2 separate regions of the Homo sapiens genome follow, and region 2 is linked to region 1. A link is a contact called in ENCODE Hi-C or POLR2A ChIA-PET data. All regions are on one chromosome and are shown on one strand. Each heading gives the region's core, a stretch centred on a gene start or an enhancer-like site at or near the end of the contact. The rest is flanking DNA. Distances are from core to core; before and after follow the strand shown.

Region 1 (5,873 bases), core at 1,114-3,613:
CCCAGCTACTCAGGAGGCTGAGGCAGGAGAATCTCTTGAACCCGAGAGGCGGAGGTTGCAGTGAGCCAAGATCATGCCACTGCACTCCAGCCTGGGCAACAGAGCAAGACTCCGTCTCAAAATAAATAAATAAATAAATAAAAATCCTGTCATTTGCAGCAACATGGATGAGCCTGAAGGACATTATGTTAAGTGAAATAAGCCAGGCACAGAAAGTTAAACACCCCGCCAAGCACGGTGGCTCACACCTGTAATCCCCGCACTTTGAGAGGCCAATGTGGGCGGATCACCTGAGGTCAGGAGTTCAAGACCAGCTTGGCCAACATGGCAAAACCCCATCTCTACTAAAAATACAAAAATTAGCTGGGCATGGTGGCACACACCTGTAATCCCAGCTACTCGGGAGGCTGAAGCAGGAGAATCGCTTAAACCTGGGAGGCAGAGGTTGCAGTGAGCCAAGATCATGCCACTGCACTCCAGCCTGGGCAACATAGTGAGACCCTGTCTCACAAAAAGAAATGATAAATGTTTGAGATGGTGAGTATGCTAATTACTCTGATCTGATCACTATATATTGTATATATCAAAACACTGCTATGTACCCCATAAATATGTACAATTTATGTATGCATTTATTATGATGTGTCAGGTTAAAAAAATCAAAATTAGGCTGGGTACAGCAGCTCACACCTGTAAATCCCAACACTTTGGGAGACCAAGGTGGGAGGACAGCTTGAAGCCAGAAGCTAGAGATCATCCTGGGCAATATAGCAAGACCATCTCTATTTAAAAAAAAAAATCAAGTTAAAAAATAATAAAAATTTTAAAATTAAAAATTAGAAAAAAACTAAGTCATGAGGACAAGGCCATTGGTCTATGCTCTCCTGTTTTCTGTGTACGTGTCAGAGGTAGCAGGGAGTAAGGGTAGTAACAGCTGGGGCCTGAAAGTGATAGATAGGATAGAAGTCCTGATCAAAGAAGGTCCCTTTGTTCTCTCTTAGATTAATCAGGGATTCAAGAGTGCAAGATGGGCTGCAGGCCCAGACCCACTGCCACAGAGGGCCCACTGGATGCTCACCCTTAGTAGGCACCCATGGTCTTCTTTTCGGGCCTAGACGCTGCTCTCTCCCTAAAGAGAAGACAGTGGTCTTGTTTGGGAGGAAAGAACCTAAAAATGAAGTTTCCAAAGTTGGCAGAAAATTCCCAGCCAGTCCTTCAGTTTGACAGGAATACAGGAGCTGACCCGGATGGGGTAGCATTTCAAGATGTAGTCCCCAGAAGAGAACTGTTTATATGCCTAGATCCCTGCCTAAGCCAGGCCCTGAGGATCTAGGCACAGCATGAGGTTAAAGACTGTGTCTCAGAAGAACATTAAGGTTTGAAGGAACAATAACAAAATGTCTGCATGTGTGTTTGGGGAAGGAGGAGTGTCATCCTCTCACATGCACTGGCCCTCCCACCTGTTGCCCAAGAACAATAAGCCCACTGTTATTTACTGAGCAATTCAACATAGACGCTTCCCACACCAAGCACTTCACTAAGCACAAACAAACTCATCTCGGTGGTACACTGTCCAAAGCCTTCAACAAACTGGGTTCTCTCTCATGTCTCCAGTTAGCTGGGCTGAGACACAAAAGTAACCAGGCCAGATGCTACCTCTGTCTTGGCACCAGCAGCTGAGAGGTACTTTGGTGTCTGGGCCTGCCAGTTTCAAATAAGCAACCCTCTCTTTGCCTATCATCAGAAGCACCCAGGTGAGCTGTAGCCCAGCTACAGCAAAAGGGATTAGCAATGGTTTCCCCTCACCTACCCCATGTCACTGAACTATAAGATGGCTCTTTCCTGGAGAGAAGTTTGGAAGAGTCAGAGAGAAAAGCAGAGAGTAAGTCAAATAATTACAAGTAACTTGCCTGGAGCATGGACCTCCGAGCTGAGGGGATGAACATTACCATCCCCACTTCATAGATGAGAAAACTGAAGTGCATAGAGGCAGGTGACAGAAGGATGGAAATGAACACTTACTGAATGCCAACAATGTGTCGGCCTCATCACACACAGTCTCACTTAACATCACTGAGGTCACATTTACTCAGCCAACAAGTAGTGGAGGCGGGTCTTCTGGACATTCCTGGAGCTCCTTCCACAACTCCACCCACCTCTCCTGTCATGTTGTCTTCAGACACTGGCTTGGCAACTATTTTGGCTAAGACTCAAACATTCTGGCATAGGAAGCCTGGGCACATCTGGGAAGCACTGCTTGGGAAGGTCCCCTTGTCTCACTGGGGCAGAGGTTGTGAGTCAGCCCAGTTGGGTCTGAGCTCAATGACCTCATTTCCACCTGCCACCTCCCCAGGGGGCCACCCCTGCTGGGCTTTCAGTGGGGCTGCTGGTGTAGAGAAGAAGGCAAGTATAAGTGGGGCAGGGGAGCCAGAAGAAGGATGTGCCCTACCAACGCAATCCCAGAGTTCTAGTATCTTCCTTGGCCAGAGAATAGTCATCACAGCGTCACTCACACTGCCTTCATCAGGTCGGAAGCTAAACTCCATTGTTTAGGCTCCAGTTCCCACCATTTCCTGCTACTAAGAGTGGGGCCAAGGCAGGGCAGGGCAGGTCCTGGTCTGTTTTGCCTCTCTGGATGACAGCACTGTCTCAACTAGCTTTTTTCCATAAGAGGGAAAACAAGGTTTGCTTTGAATCTTTAGCCTAGGGGCCATTCTGCTCCTCCTCCTCTTCCTTCACTGACTAACTCACTTCTCAGCAAGTCAGCCTCTTCCCTGTTGACTTGGAAGTGGTAACTGGTACAGTTATCTGCTAGGACCTCTTCCAGACTCTCAATACAGCCCATAAAACCTGACTGGGGTTAACCTTTCCTATGCCTGTGCCTTTTCCCAGTAGCTTCTAGAAAGGAGAACAACACCCAACCTCACTCACACCTTAATGGGTTAGCAGTATTTCTTCAACCACTCCAACTGCTCCAGAGGGCGTCAGAGACAAGGGTCCCCTTTCATTTGTTTTGACCCAGCCCTGTCATCCGAAGCTCCTCAAGAAGCATTTCAACTGGAAGACAAGGGCACACTGGAAACTGAGAGTTACTCCTCCAATTACCATATGTGTGAGGGTTAGCAATGGAAATATAACCACCTTGTCCCTGTGGGAGCAGAGTTCAGGTCAGAGGTGAAAATTGAAAGAAAAAAATCAGAAACAGTGATGTCACTTTAGCAAGTTAGTTTCTTCGTTAATCCAGCCGTAATTGCATGGCCTTTTGTTCAACCTCAGGCCCAGGTAAACCCCTCTTGTTTTTCTCTCCACACGTGAAAGTCAGGAAGAAAACCATCTGCTTAGTGTCTGAACCTAACTTCAGTTCTTACTTTCAAAATCACCTTAGCCAAACCATACCCCCAGGGCAAATACTCTCCAGCCCCAACTCATCTCTCCTTCTTAGGCACATGGGCTGACACACCAGCTCCTTAGCATGGCCATTCCTCTTTTTACATTTTCTCATTATTTCAACCCATGCATCCTAGAATCTCATATGGCTTCTCCCTTCTGAACTTCAACTTGTCCTCTAAGAAAATAAACAGTCCAGAATCCCAAACTGTCAGACCTGAAAAAGACGTCAGAGATCACTCGATTCGAACCTTGCAACATACAGCTGGGGAAACTGAGGTCCAAAGAAAGGTAGGCACTGGCCCAGAGCCACACAGCTGCTAGGCAGTGTGGGAGGAGGGGCTAAAAACCTGGCTTTTGAGGCTGGGCGCGGTGGCTCACACTTGTAATCCCAGCACTTTGGGAGGCCAAGGTGGGAGGATCACCTGAGGTCAGGAGTTCGAGACCAGCCTGACCAATATGGTGACATCCTGTTTCTCCTAAAAATACAAAAAATTAGCCAGGCATGGTGTTGTGTGCCTGTTGTCCCAGCTACTAGGGCGGCTGAGACAGGAAAATTGCTTGAACCCGGGAAGCGGAGATTGCAGTGAGCCAAGATTGCGCCACTGCACTCCAGCCTGGGTGACGGAGCAAGACTCCATCTCAAAAAAAAAAAAAAAACCTGGCTTTTGATCCACTAGCCTATTTAGTAAGCCATAGTGCCAGCCTGACATTTAGAAAACAGTAGATACTTCAAGCATACTATTATTGATCTAAAAAAAAAACTATGTGGAGGAGGCTGGATCAATTTGTTTCCGTGAAAAACTCCAAGCTGGCACTGCTTGGAAGTTTAGCTTTCAACAGAGGGCAGGCCTAACTTTCAGGATCTGAGACAATCACCACCACCCATTCTAGGGAGACTAAATATTTTATAACACCATGGAAGGAGAACTCAGAGAGCCCTGTTTCCAGAACTGTTTTCTTTGGAAAAACTTGAATAGCAACTGGTTGGGAAGGCCCCCAGTAATAGGCATAGCCAAGACTCAAGCTGGGGATTGAGGAGGGCACAGAGCAGAGAAAGAGGAAGGGAATTTGAGTAATGGGTTCATATCCAGGCAGCCAAGAACAACAGATTCCTTCAACTCCCATAAAACTTCAAAGCTGCTGAAATAAAAGAAGTGCAGACCCATCATTAATAAAGTAAGTCTCCAGATGGGCAAAGCCCCTATCCGGGGCCACACCTAGCTGGGCTTCACTCTTTAGCGTCACTTTCCTGCTTGACCCAGCTTCCTGCCAGCAAGTTTTACAGGAAGTATTTGTAGACTGGAAACTGACCATTTTTGGCTGCCTGAATATGCCAGCTCTGCCCAGGGTGCCAGAAGAGGGCTCTATTCCCTCTGCTTAGGAACAGACTCCAGCAACCTCCAGCATCATACTTCTGAAGCACACTGGAGCTGATCCAAACCCAAACTTGGGTTCCATCTATTGCTCATGGGAATGTTAAAACTGCTGAAGCCAGGATTAGTCAAATATGCAGTTGCAGGGGGACGCTTCTGGCCCTAATCAAAAAGCTCTGTTTCCAGCTGAGCGTGGTGGCTCATGCCTGTAATCCCAGCACTTTGGGAGGGTGAGGCAAGCAGACCGCTTGAGCCCAGTTAAAGACCAGCCTGGGCAAAATGGCGAAATTCTGTCTCTACAAAAAGTACAAAAATTAGCTGGGCATGGTGGCGCACGCCTGTAGTCCCAGCTACTAATACTTACTTAGGAGGCTGAGGCATGAGAATCGCTTGCTTCAACACAGGAGGCAGAGGTTGCAGTGAGCCAAAATCTTGCCACTGCACTCTATCCTGTGCAACAGAGAGAGATCCTGTCAAAAAAAAACAAAAAACAAAAAACCTCTGTTTTCAACCCCAGGGGTAGGCTAAGGTTGGCTTCCTACCTACCTTGCTGGTAAGCTAAGAACCAAATCTAGTATCTGGGAAACCCACAGAAAACCCAGGAGCCCTTGTCCTGGAAATAATGGTCTCAGCATTTTGAGCTTTGGAGCCTTTTTGACCTTCCTCTTTCTAAAATTCAGTTTCCTAATCTATAAAACGGGTCTAATAATATCGACCTCAGTACAGGGTTATTGGGAGATTTAAGTTAACATAACAGACATGTTTGACACTGGAGGAAGAAAATAATTGAACAGTAATAAAAATAAAAATAATAATAATAATAGACATGAAAGTACTTGACACATCATAAGTAGAATGTGATGATTACTAATCCCTCCCCTTTTAGCCATATTATGACGAATATCCTACCTGTCAGGAATAATTTAAAACAAAAACCTGTTTCACTACAGAGGGCTAGGGGCTGCCCAAGAAGACCTCTAAAGAGCCCTTCTAGCATAAAGGACTCTCACTTTCAGGGAAAACTAAAAGGTGATTACATTTCTAGTTGGCAAGACAATGTGAAACCATGCACAACAGTTAAATACACATGTATTCCAGCATTATTTTAAA
Region 2 (6,851 bases), core at 2,587-5,086, 370 kb before region 1:
CTGAATAATATTTCATTATATAGATATACTACATTTCACTTAACACATTAATCAGTTAATGGACACTTCTGTTATTTTCCAATTCTTTGCTATTATAAATGATGCTGCTATGAACATTCACAGGAAAATCTTTATGTGGAAATGTGTTTGCAATTATTTTGCATAGATACCAAAAATGGAATTGCTGGAAGTAATTGGAATTGAGTGGAAAACATTATGCTTAACTTTTTAAGAAATAGCTAAACTATTTTCCAAAGTGGATATACCATTTCACATTTATTTATTTCAGCAACGTATAGGGGTTCCTATTTTTTTCACATCCTCACCAACACTTGTCTGTCTCTTTTGTAATAGCTATTCCAGGTGTGATGTCTTTTTTTTTCATTAAATTGAAGTGATAGAATTGTTGTCCTGTGAGAATGTTTGGATGTTGTATTATATAATATTCAAATAAAATGAAAGGAGAATTTGTGGGCACACTATTCGTTAGTTGACCTAAACACTGCAAATCATCTGTTGATATTATGTAACTAATAGATATGCTACAGCCCATATAATTTGAGCTCTTGCAACATGTAGGATTAATATTTTCCTGTGTTGATTATTTCTCAGGAAATACCCCAAAATATCAATTCAGGATGTACCTATGAGTGAAGATTCACTGGCCATTGGTTTGGATTTAGTGGTACCAGATTTCCAAGAACTAATGATCCAGGAATTATTTGGAGAGGCAACTATAAATATTTCTTTGGAGTTGGTGTTTTCTCCTTTCCATGTCAATGCTCCAATCTTGATTGAAGACAAACCAGATACTCAATGTAATGTTATAATGAACAGGTACAAAATCTCTTTCTTCTTTAAACTAGGGGGTTCTCCACATGTTTTTAAAGAGAATGCTTACTTTGTAATTTTTTTCATAATCTGGAAATCACTTTGGATAGAGTGGAAGAAAGGCAGGAATATATCAACAGAAGCTTGCAGAGACTTTGAAGGGTACCTCTGCACACTCTTTCACTTTCCTTTCTGATAAACCAAGAAACACTATTTACGATGGTGATTGGGATTTGGAAATCCAAGTATATAGCTAGTGAACCTCAAATCTAGCTGAGAAGTAGCATAATTCTATCATACATCCCTGATTGTACATTTGAATATTGATTCAATGTTTACTTTGAAACCTTAACCAATCAGACATTTTTTAGGAGAAAACTAAATTATGATCAATATCTTATACCGGGTCTTAGGTCTGATGTATGATTTGTGTTTCTGAAGAAATCTGTATATTTTCAGGCATATTCTTCTGAGGTTAGAAAATTACTTGTGGCCAGGTGCAGTAGCTCATGCCTGTTATCCCAGCAGTTTGGGAGGCCAAGGCAGGAGGATTGCTTGAGTTCAGGAGTTTGAGACCAGCCTGAGCATAACAAAATGCTGTCTCTACTAAAAACACAAAAATTAGCTGGTCATGGTGGTGTGCATGTGTAGTCCCAGCTACCCAGGAGGCTGAGGTGGGAGGATTGCTTGAGCCCAGGGAGGTAAAGGCTGCAGTGAGCTGTGATTGTGCCACTGCACTCCAGCCTGGATGACAGAGTGAGACCCTATTGGGAAGGGAAGGGAAGGGGAGGGGAGGGGAGGGGAGAGAAGGAGAGAAGGGAAGGAGGGAAGGGAAGGAGGGGAGGGAAGGAGGGAAGGGAAGGAGGGAGGGGAAGGAGGGAAGGGAAGGAGGGAAGGGAAGGGAAGAATGGAAGGGAAGGAGGGGAGGGAAGGGAAGAAGGGAAAAGAAGGGGAGGGAAGGGAAGAAGGGAAGGGAAGAAGGGAAGGGAAGAAGGGAAGGGAAGGGAAGAAGGGAAGGGAAGGGAAGAAGGGAAGGGAAGGGAAGGGAAGAAGGGAAGGGAAGGGAAGAAGGGAAGGAAAGGGAAGAAGGGAAGGAAAGAAGGGAAGGGAAGGAAGGGAAAAAGGGAAGGGAAGAGAAAAAGGGAAGGGAAGGGTTCTTCTTAGTCCAAAGTATAATATAATATTATAGTGAGGGGAACAAAACATAATTAAGGAAACATTTTCCCTGTACTTGCACTCCCACGTATTATCATTGGTTCTCATATACCACAGATGCACTCTTTGACAATATATTTGGTATTTGTTCTTTTGCGATCTTCTAAAAATGAAAGCCAGGCATTGGTAGTGTAAAATCCCCCCCTCCCCATCTTATATCTGAAATTAACTCTGTAAGTAGGGTGAAACCTCTTGCTTGGCACAAAACTATAGGAAGAAAAAAAAAGTCTTCATTTCCCGAAACTAGGAGGTTGTGGGTGCTTCAGCAGAAATACTACTAAATTGGAGCCACAAAGTCACTATTGTCAGCAAATCTCTACCCATGAAAACCTTGAGTACCATGTGGAGGAAGGGAGTCTGCCTGAATTTCACCTTCATCAGCAGTGCTTACATTTGTCTGTTTACATGCTTTATCATTTTATATTTGTGTTATTCCCTGCTACTGACCCTCATTTATTGCCCAACCCCAGTGAGAAAAGCTTCCTGAGAAACACACCCAAAACTCTTTCCCTCTCCCAACATGGTGGCCTCAGCAAAAAAGAAGAAGAAGGAGAAGACTCTCCCTAACATACTTTCTGGCTGAGGATGGGAGGATTGGTGGAGGAAGCACCTATGTTTCCAAACCAGTACCCTGGGCTGATGAAACAGATGACCTGGAAGGAGATGTTTCAACAACTTGGCACAGTAATGATGATGAAGTGTATAGGGTGCCTCCAATTGACCGTTCCATCCTTCCCACTGCTCCACGGGCTGCTCGGGAACCCAATATCGACCGTCTTCCCAAATCACCACCCTACACTGCTTTTCTAGGGAACCTATCCTATGATATGACAGAAGAGTCAATTAAGGAACTCTTTCGAGGATTAAATATCAGTGCAGTGCGTTTGTCACGTAAACCCAGCAATCCAGAGAGGTTGAAAGGTTTTGATTATGCTGAAATTGAGGACCTAGATTTCCTGCTCAGTTCCATGAGTCTCAATGAAGAGTCTCTAGGTAACAGGAAAATTCAAGTGGACGTTGCTGATCAAGCACAGGGGAAAGACAGGGAGGATCGTTCTTTTGGCCATGATAGAAATCGGGATTCTGACAAAACAGATACAGACTGGAGGGCTCGTCCTGCCACAGACAGCTTTGATGACTAAGAAGTGATGATAGCTTTGGAGACAAGTATCGAGATAGTTATGATTCAGACCGGTATCACGATGGGTATCAGGATGGGTATTGGGATGGCCCACACTGGGATATGGATTGATGTGGCAGCCGGGATCGCTATGATGACCAAGGCAGCAGAGACTATGATAGACGCTATGATTCCCGGATAGGCAGTGGCAGAAGGGCATTTGGCAGTGGGTGCCACAGGGATGATGACTATAGAGGAGGCGGGACTGGCTATGAAGACCAATAAGACAGACAGGATGATCGGTCATGGAGCTCCAGAGATGATTACTCTCGGGATGATTATATGGGTGATGATAGAGGTCCCTCCCAAAGACCCAAACTGAATCTAAAGCCTCGGAGTGCTCCTAAGGAGATGATTCCACTGCTAGTACCTCCCAGTCCAGTAGAGATGCTTCTGTCTTTGGAGGGGCAAAGCCCGTTGACACAGCTGCTAGAGAAAGAGAAGTAGAAGAACAGCTACAGAAGGAACACGAGAAGTTGCAGCTTCAGCTGGATGAGCCAAAACTAGAACGACGGCCTCGGGAGAGACACCCAAGCTGACAAAGTGAAGAAACTCAGGAACGGGAACAGTTGAGGACAGGAAGTGAGTCATTGCAGACTGGGACCTCCGCCACATCCGGCAGAAATGCACGAAGGAGAGTGAGTGAGAAGTCACTAGAAAATGAAACACTCAATAAGGAGGAAGACTGTCACTCTCCAACTTCTAAACCTCCCAAACCTGATCAGTCCCTAAAGGTAATGCCAGCCCCTCCACCAAAGGAGAATGGTTGGGTGAAGTGAAGTTCTAACCCTCCTGCTCAATCTCAGAGCTCAGACACAGAGCAGCAATCCCCTACAATTGGTGGGGTAAAGTAGCTCCAGCTCAACCATCTGAGTAAGGACTAGCAAGGAAAGACGAAAATGAAGGAGATGGGATGAATATCCCAAAAGGCCAAACTGGGAACTCTAGCCATGGTCCAGGAGAGGGAGGGAACAAAGACCACTGGAAGGAGTCAGATAGGAAAGATGACAAAAAGGATAAAGACTCCAGATCTGCACCTGAGCCAAAGAAACCTGAGGAAAATCCAGCTTCCAAGTTCAGTTCTGCAAGGAAGTATGCTGCTCTCTCCATTGATGGTGAAGATGAAAATGAGGGAGAAGATTAAGCCACAGAGACCTCAACATCCTGTGCTTTCTCCTAGTTTCTCTCCACCCTGGAACATTCGAGAGCAAATCAAACCTCTATCCAGACAAGACAAAATAAAACTCACCATCTCCTGGAGACCTTTCTTACCTAATTTTTTTTAAAGGAAATTCTTATTCATGCTGCTGCAGCCTTTAAAGTACTGAAGTAACTGGAGAATCACCAATATAGCCAGAGAGAAAGAGACTAGAGATTTTTAGTGGAAAAGTTGTGGTGCATTATGTCACCATGCAGTTGCCAGTGTGATTAGTGCCTAGGGGCCTCAATTTAGCAGAAATGGTAAAGACAGTGATATAACATTTGGAGTCTGATTGGGCAGTAGAGGAGGGAGGTATAAGGGAAAGTGTGAGATTTCTACTGTTTCGTTTCTATCCTATTGTGGCATATATGAATTCTCAAACATTATCTGAATAAATTTTCCACTCTTGGAAAGGTAGATTTAGCCTCAAGTTGTTTTAGTCTCCAGCAGGCTGCCAGCAGCTCCTCCTATTTAATCCTGACTTTGGAGGCCAGCCTAGGGGGAATTCCCTCATTTTTTTTTTTTTTTTTTTTTTTTTTTTTACCACCCAGGAGTTGGGAGTGAGTCTATAGGCCATAACGAATAGGACTGCATTCGACCAAAATAAATGGGAAAATCGTGGTTTGAAAAGAAGCTTTTGGGAGGTGATGAGTCATTTTGCACCAGGTAATAGGGAAAAATTGTGTGACCTCCAGCAAACACATGAATGGTTATTTCCTGGAGCCAGAAGCACTTGGGAGTCATAGTAATTCCCAATGTTTTGTGTGTCCTGGTTTTCCCTTTCTAAACACTCTGCTTTTTGAAAGTTCAAATATATCTACGTTCTGTTGAAACCTTGAAACTTTAAAAATTTAGGCTCTTGTCATCATCTTAAGTTCTTCATGCGACTCTTAACCTCCCAAAAAGCAGTCTCTAAGTCACAGAGATGATCTCTTGGGCATTCTCTCTCTCAGCCATGGAGAGCTGTGAAAGGAAGAATCTCTGCTTTTCTCAAGCAAATCAGTTTCTTGCCTTTTGGTTCTCACACCCTGCCTGCTCCTGATGCTTTGACCCCTTTTATAGATCAGAGTGCTCTAGAATAATGGATGGTCTTGGGTGGTGAATAAAGGTGGATAAATAGGGACAGGGACAGTTAAATTGGGAGCCTTTCTTACAACCTTGATGGGGTTTTTTCCCCCAAGTTTTCTTCTCCACTGAAATGCCACACCAATGCTTGTTGGATTTATGAGGTGGTCAGACTAATGTGTTGTTCTTTCTTTTTCTTTTTCTTTTTTTTTTTTTAAGCTTCCCTTGAGAGAATAAATGGTAATGGAGAGAACTATTTAACAAGTTCCTGGTTTCTCTTGCAACACAGTAGCTAAACTTGCCTGCTTTTATGTGAATTTTTGTAGGGATCAGCTTGGTAGACAGTATCACCAGAGAAAAGACATCTTGATCTTTGTTTACAAGCCCTTCTCCCATCAGTCCTAGATTAGGCCCTGTTCAGCCATGCAGGGGTGTTGGTTTATGCATGCTTCAGCAGTGGGCATAATGAATATAATTTAGCCAGCACACAAAGGTGTCTACCAAGTGAATTTAAATAATTGGTGTGGATTGGCTAGTAGCTAAGAAGTGGGCTTTTAAAGATATACTGAAGATTGGAAGGTTTTTAAAAGAAAAAAAACATTGATTTTAGGTAATGAAAAGCTAGAATTTGCCATCTTCATGTCTACTCTCCTTCCAAATAGTTGTATCCAAAACTTTTTCCCTCTCCTCTACCTTGCCTCCCTGTTAAAAAAGAAATGGGAATTAATTAATGGCCTGCTCCTGAATACATGCAAAATTTGTAGAAAAATATCTTCTATGAAAATAATTTGTAATCTGTAGACTTATTACCTGGGAGATGCCTTGAGATGTAAAATCCCATCTTTTGTGTTGTGGGTTTTTTGTTTTCTCCAAATAAATATGATCTTTCAAGTTCAAAAGAGAGAGAGAGAAACAAACAAACAAACAAACAAACAAACACACCCAAAAGGGGGCCATGTGAGCTTCCTTAGCCTAATGTCAAACTTAAGTGTGGACCAGCCCCTCGAACCTGTGCCAAAATGTACTACTTTAAGCAGCAAAATAATCGTCACTCTTCAGGGCACTGAGTTGCCTCAGAAGGCAACTAGTTTGGGATGATTATTAGTTGGCCATCAAAGCTGAGTTCAAGTTCTACTAGACTGAGAAAGCTACAGGGAAGACCAAAGGCTCCTGACCTATTAGAATTTACTGGCATTTTGAGCTCTTTAAATCAGGTTAAATAATAGTTGATAATAATACCATAAATGGTCCTCACAGCACCTCCTTTTAATAATGAATGGCACTATAAAATGAAGTCAAGATCTATATCATGGGGTAAGGTAAAAATATGCAAATTTTTTACACTCTGACAATTGATGT

What was found. A loop is a pair of places that touch in the nucleus more often than their neighbours do. ChIA-PET counts read pairs that join two places held with the same protein, here RNA polymerase II (POLR2A). Pooled maps may share reads with other maps.
Region 2: a pooled map shows a loop between it and region 1 (9-fold over the local background). The contact joins two enhancer-like sites. A Hi-C loop is called at or near these places in 5 of 50 pooled maps. POLR2A ChIA-PET finds 5 or more read pairs at or near these places in 2 of 52 experiments (GM10248 and activated T-cell).

Annotation. Positions count from the first base shown.
Region 1 is chrX:65,702,946-65,708,818 of GRCh38, reverse strand. The region is part of intron 1 of MSN (moesin); the gene reads right to left. Among named protein-coding and RNA genes, the nearest start is that of MSN, 38 kb to the right of the region's middle. RefSeq lists an enhancer at 2,174-2,233 and a silencer at 4,492-4,664. Within about 2 kb of position 2,363, at least 20 of the 41 ENCODE cell types and tissues checked have a DNase peak (open chromatin) inside an H3K27ac peak, as active enhancers do.
Region 2 is chrX:66,072,061-66,078,911 of GRCh38, reverse strand. It overlaps the pseudogene EIF4BP9. Among named protein-coding and RNA genes, the nearest start is that of VSIG4, 35 kb to the right of the region's middle. Within about 2 kb of position 3,836, at least 8 of the 41 ENCODE cell types and tissues checked have a DNase peak (open chromatin) inside an H3K27ac peak, as active enhancers do.